2 separate regions of the Homo sapiens genome follow, and region 2 is linked to region 1. A link is a loop called in an ENCODE intact Hi-C map of the cell type or tissue named here. Cell type or tissue: ovary. All regions are shown on one strand. Each heading gives the region's core, and the rest is flanking DNA. Links, peaks and the distances in the headings are about the cores only. Region 1 overlaps LOC107987043 (a long non-coding RNA gene). Region 2 overlaps SMARCA2 (SWI/SNF related BAF chromatin remodeling complex subunit ATPase 2).

Evidence for each region. A loop is a pair of places that touch in the nucleus more often than their neighbours do. Peaks named below come from ENCODE experiments on the same cell type or tissue, not always from the same donor. Only the 100,000 strongest peaks of a DNase experiment are listed, where the experiment ranks them.
Region 2: it touches region 1 in a loop (2.7-fold over the local background); 4 of 110 quality-filtered maps call a loop at or near these places.

Annotation. Positions count from the first base shown.
Region 1 is chr9:2,225,883-2,228,798 of GRCh38, reverse strand. All of the region lies in intron 2 of LOC107987043 (a long non-coding RNA gene), which reads left to right. Among named protein-coding and RNA genes, the nearest start is that of SMARCA2, 210 kb to the right of the region's middle. In ovary, for the core only: no CTCF peak of the experiment used is centred there; a DNase peak (open chromatin) is centred at 1,148; H3K27ac peaks cover 2,121 bases.
Region 2 is chr9:2,173,515-2,176,430 of GRCh38, reverse strand. All of the region lies in intron 29 of SMARCA2 (SWI/SNF related BAF chromatin remodeling complex subunit ATPase 2), which reads right to left. LOC107987043 (a long non-coding RNA gene) reads left to right here. Exons shown (of 5, transcript XR_007061395.1): 4 at 1-1,410. Among named protein-coding and RNA genes, the nearest start is that of SMARCA2, 160 kb to the right of the region's middle. In ovary, for the core only: no CTCF peak of the experiment used is centred there; no DNase peak of the experiment used is centred there.

The DNA of each region.
Region 1 (2,916 bases), core at 191-2,690:
AAAAGATTAATGGTGAAGAGAAAGGTAGCTCCAGGTGAGTGCAATGTTGAGTGAAGAATTAATTTATAGTGTGTGTCTGAGGGTAAGGGTGCTTGAGCATATTAGTAAATGATAGAGCCATGTTGAGGATGAGGAGAAACCGACAGTGTCTTTCAAGGTACTTCTCCCATAGTATCAGTACATGTGTTTGCACGTTGATTTATTGGTTTATCCCATTCTCCTTACTATGCACTAGGCCAGTGCTAGACTCTGGAACAAAATGATGTCCCCTGACAACACACACAAAAAATTCACTCTCCACTCTTTCTTCTTCCCTGAACTCCTTCCCCAGAAACCACTTCCAGGTGTGCTTCTGCCTCATGCTCAGGGCCACTCAAAGCCAAGTCTTTCCAACTTTATCACTTCCTTTGTTTTGAAGAAGGGTCAGAGGAAGTGCTTTTACCATGTGTTTTGTTTCTTGTGCAAAGCCCACAGGACCTGATGGTTTGGCGCCCCCCAGGGGTACCCAATGGGCCTCTTTCCTGCTCACTAACAGATAAGGGGAACTGAGGGGCCCACGGAGGCCAGCCTGAATGATAAACTTTATGTACCCTAAATTTTCTAATATTTAGGGGTCAGGGGAAGGGGAGACTGCAGTCCCTGGAAGCTTTCTTTAGTGTAACTTGAGGCTAAGATGCCTAAGATGTGCAATGAAAACTAATTCTGCTCTGCCCTAGTCCAATGACATTGGACAAGTGGCTTAAATTTCCTCATATGTAAAACGGGGCCAATAATGGCTAATTTCAATGTTTTTGTTAGAATAAAATTAGACAGTGATTTACAGATGAACTTCAAAATGGCCCAGAGAAGATGATATGACCCATGTTTTCAGTCTCCAAAGTCCGGAGGGTCTTTGTTGTCTCAGCGAGTAAATAGAGTTGAGACCAAGCCAGTCCCACTCCTAGAGAGTTAGTCCTCATACGTAGAACTAGAGCAGATCCAGACACACTGGAATGGCTCAGAACAGGGGGCACTTGTGTTGCCAGGTGCCAAGTGGTGTTTTTATGAAATCAGGGTCCCCATGGTCAGCTGATCCCACGTGCGTGCTGATTGGCCAGCCTGTTGTCTAGATAGCAGTTCAGTTTCCATGGATCTCAACCCAGCATGATGCAATCAGTAGGGATGTGAGGCACTTGTTGTTTTGCTTTTCCCTTAGTCTTTAATCATCCAGTGGGAGTCAAAAACTCACTGCCTTGGCAAGAAACCCCAGGCTTTGTAATCAGTCCTTCCCTGAAAATCAGGTCATGGTGTTTCAAAAGACAATTTTCTGAAGGAAGATGTTTTTTAAAGAAGTGTTCAAACTTGCTGGCATTTTTACAAGGATAGTATTGATCATCCATGTCAACCTTCCTGAAGAACTGTTTGTCTGCCTTCCACTATTGCCACTTGCAGTCTGCCTTATCAAAGTAGAGGGCTAGGGTGAGACAGACCTGTGTAATGAAGAAGCCAAACAGAGATTCAGAAGTGTTAAGCCTCCCCTAGGAGAAACAAATGATCACTGGGACTTAGGCTATCTGTAGAAAAATAAGCTGTCTGCACTTACGTGTTGGTAGTTTTCATCATAAAAATCACAGAATATTAGAGCTACAAGGAGCCCTAGAGCTTTTCAGTTCATCCCCTTCATTTGATAGACATAAAAACTTACACCAGACAGGTGGAGTGATTTGCCAAGGGTTACCCAGAGAGTGAAAGCTTTAGGACTTGAACCCGTGTCTTCTAACTCTCAAGCACAAAATCCTATTCACCGCATTTGTGTTATTAGCTAGTTCTAGGAGACATGCTGAGCTTTGTAGAATGAAGGTAGAAGGACAATATTTATACACAGAGGGGCTAAGCTCAGTGAAGGTGGGTGGGAAGCATGGGGAAGTTGAGCAGGCGCCCCTTTATTAGCCCAGGAAGGGAGTCAGCCAGCAAGAAGAGCTCGCTGAGGTATGGGATGTCTCAGGGAAGGACGAAGATTGTAGCTGTAGGACTTTACTTTAGGACATTCGGAGAGGTTTTAGGACAAATTTCTGGTCAATCACATTCTATAAACCAGAAGAGGGTGGGGGCAGTGAACGTGTTTGTGTTGTACGCTTCTATAGCCCCAGCACCTGGCATACTCGTTCATTTATTTACCACGTTTACGGAACACGTATGGCTGCCGGGGAGAAAACGAGGTGCAGATATTGGCAGAGGCAGGAAACCAAATTGTACATAAATAAATGTAAAAGTTACAATGTATTCAGAAAGCAAAACTATACATTTCCACAGGTAGATAACTTACGTTGTATGTACATGTTATTTAAAAAATGAATGAGAAAAAACACACCAAACTCATTGTGGGAAGGAGACTGGGGAATCATGGTTTAAGTGAATTGCAGGAGTTTTTAAAAATAAAAATGCACTTATGTGTTAGAAATCAAAATAGTGGCCATTCCCTTTGGGAGGTGGTATAGTCACTGGAAAGGGGTGGGGGAGTTTTGATTTGAGCACTGGGTGTGTTCATCGGGTGAAAATGTATGGGGCTAAATTTTCAAGTATGACTTTTCTGTATGTGTTACATTTCCATAAAGTTTACCCAAACTGTATTCGGGTGATATTTTTTCTATTAGTATTTTTTATTATAACTTTTATTATTTATTATTTAGTATATTATAGTATACTCACTTCAGGTATACTACTTATGAAGTGGTATAATTTTATTTCAGTATGAACTTGGATTCATTATAAATATTTTATAAAAATGTGTAAAAAGAAGTATAAAATCACTAAAAATGTATAAAAAGTATAATTAAAATGTTTTTTAAAAGAAGAGAATATTGAATTATTTAAAATGCTCAATTAAAACCACAAAAGGCAGACAAAAAGTGGAAGACAAAATCGGAGCAAAGAAGA
Region 2 (2,916 bases), core at 196-2,695, 52 kb after region 1:
TTTGTCTAGAGTCTTAAAAACAATCACACTCTGATGCATGATTTTACTTTTGGTAATCTACTCTGGGCTGAAACAGATAATCATCAAGATGTTCATGACAGGATTACTTAAAATAAATAATTCAAAGCAGCCAAAACGTTTAACAGTTGTGGAAAGAACAAGTAATAGAATGCAAGAGAGTCTAAAATTATGTATTTTAAAGAAAAAAATGCTTGTTACGTCATTATAAAAAAAAAAAAAAAAAAAAACAGGCCGGGCGCGGTGGCTCATGCCTGTAATCCCAGCACTTTGGGAGGCCGAGGCAGGTGGATCACCTGAGGTCAGGAGTTCAAGACCAGCCTGACCAACATGGAGAAACCTCATCTTTACCAAAAATAAAAAAATTAGCCGAGTATGGTGGCGCATGGCTATAATCCCAGCTACTCAGGAGGCTGAGGCAGGAGAATCGCTTGAACCCAGGAGACGGAGGTTGCAGAGAGCCGAGATTGTGCCATTTGCACTCCAGCTTGGGCAACAAGAGCGAAACTTCATCTCAAAAAACAAACAAACAAACAAAAAAAACCCAAAAAAACAGAGGATATCAAATTGTAGTGCAGTACAACTTCAACCTCAACAAGGATTTAAAAAAGGCATTGAAAAACGACCAGAAGGAGATATGCCAAAGCATAATGAAAAATAATAATTTACTCTTATTCACCAAAATGAAGATTTATGATTGAATGTAATTTAGAACCATTTTATCCATAAATAAAGTAGGTCCCAACAAACACTTTAATTGGGTTACCTTCATTGAAAACATGCCATAAGTCAAATATCTAATTTTATTTTTCCAAAGAAATTACGTTTAAGGATCATAGGACCAACCTTTATTTTTATCACCATAAGCAGCACGTTTTACCAACTGGCACTTTTTAACTATCACATAAAGCCAAACAAATAAAAGAATACAATCATTACACAAAAGTTTTAATATGTTGTATGTTGCAACCATCAGAATCTTCTTTTCAGTTTCTATGCATTTCTTCAGGATTCTCCCATTGCATTTATTACTACAAAGCAAAGGTGCTTGAAACAGGACGTAAGATCCAGAGAGTGTTTTTGTGTGTGTATTGTTGGGGGGGGGCGGGGACAAGCATTTTCAAAAAATGTTTTTGAGTAGATTTGTCAGCTATCACTCAGCTTTCGGAAATACTGTCTTAGGATGGCTACTTTTCTGCCCTCTTTCTCACTTGACGTTTCATAACAGTGGGTGCAGGTACAGAACTCCACTGCCCATCTGACTAAATGTGATGACAGACAGACACCGGATGACCCGCAGCTTCCTCAGCCGGCCATTTCTACAGTTTTTCCCACCCCACCTTGTAGACGTTACACGCGCTCATGACTCAAAGCGTCCCTGTCTTTCAAAATGTAAGAACCCACACGTTCCCTTCCACTGAATATCCTGTCCTTTGATCCTTTCCTGCCTCTCCATTTCCTTTTTTTTTTTTTTTTTTTTTTTTTTTTGAGAGAGGGTCTCACTCTGTCCCCCAGGCTGGACTGCAGTAGCACGATCAGGGCTCACTGCACTGTAGCCTCGACCTCCCAGGCTCAAGCAATCCTCCCATCTCAGCCTCCTAAGTAGCCAGGACTACTGGAGTATGCCACCACACCCACCTCATTTTTGCATTTTTGTAGAGACAGGCTTCCACCATCTTGCCTCGGGTGGTCTCGGACTCCTGAGCTGAAGCAATCCGCTTGCCTCGGCCTCCCAAAGTGCTGGGAATTACAGGTGTGAGCCACTGTGCCTGGCCTTTGCTTCCCCATTTCTTAATGGTAAAATGCTTCAAAGCTTTTGGCTGAATTGCGACCAAATTAAAAAGCACAAAGCTTCTGCAGACAAAATCAAATGCCTCTCCATCTGTGCCCAAGTCCCACACGCTGCTTTGTTAAATGGGTGGGTCGTGGCAGGCACCGGAGTGCTGCTTTTTCCTACAATGGCTGTTGTAATAAATCCTCAAGGAAGACATATTAGGTGTGATTCTAAAGGAGTGAGACAGATTTTTTTCCCCCATTAATATACAAGGACATATATATATCCAAATAACTGCGATCTCTCAGAGCAATCCCTTTTTAATCAAAACATTTATAGAGTGGTTTGGAAAACAGTGTGTCAGCCCTGTAAGAAAATCCATTTTGTTATTTCCAGCTGAGCCTCCTTCCCTTCCTTCAGAGAGGGGTCCTTTATGCTGGTGTTGGCCTGGAGCTTGAGAGGCAGAGACCCTCGAAAGAGGGGCTTCAGGGCCAGGCTAATGCTGGAAGATAAGGGGAAGCATTCTGTGTCTCGGGAAACAGACGGACTAAGTTTATTTGTGGGCTGCCCACCTGCTGTACGTGGGCATAACTGGCTGAGCACCATAAATAAGTATCGAGTCACCAAGAGTCAAAGCAGCCTGTTTCAGCAAACATTTAAAGTATCAATATTTGTAATGAGGGCAAAATAAAGCACTGGAGTCCACATCTCCGAGCAGATTCTCTCTGCACTGAATGTAATATTTGGGCTCCAATTCAGCATTTCCCAAAGTGTGCTCCACAGAACACTAGCTTAATGGGTTAGTAACAGTGTCCCGTGAAAAGGGGGTTCTTTGGTCAAATAAGTTTGGGAGATGCTGGGTTAAGCAGTTAAACAGCTGACTTTACAGCAAGACTTCCCAGGGCCTCTGGCTGTACTGGGAATCTCCAAGAAGGAGTAGGAAGGCTAGAGTTGGAAGAACTCACTCTGGGAAGCATCATGAAATGCTCATGCACCAGACAATGCATGAGGCGCTGACCTCAGGAGGCTGCTACTCTACACGATAAACTGTCAGCTTGATTCTGGGTCCAAACTATCAGAAACAGAGAATGAATGAAAAAAGGTGCTTCACCTACACCTAAAAT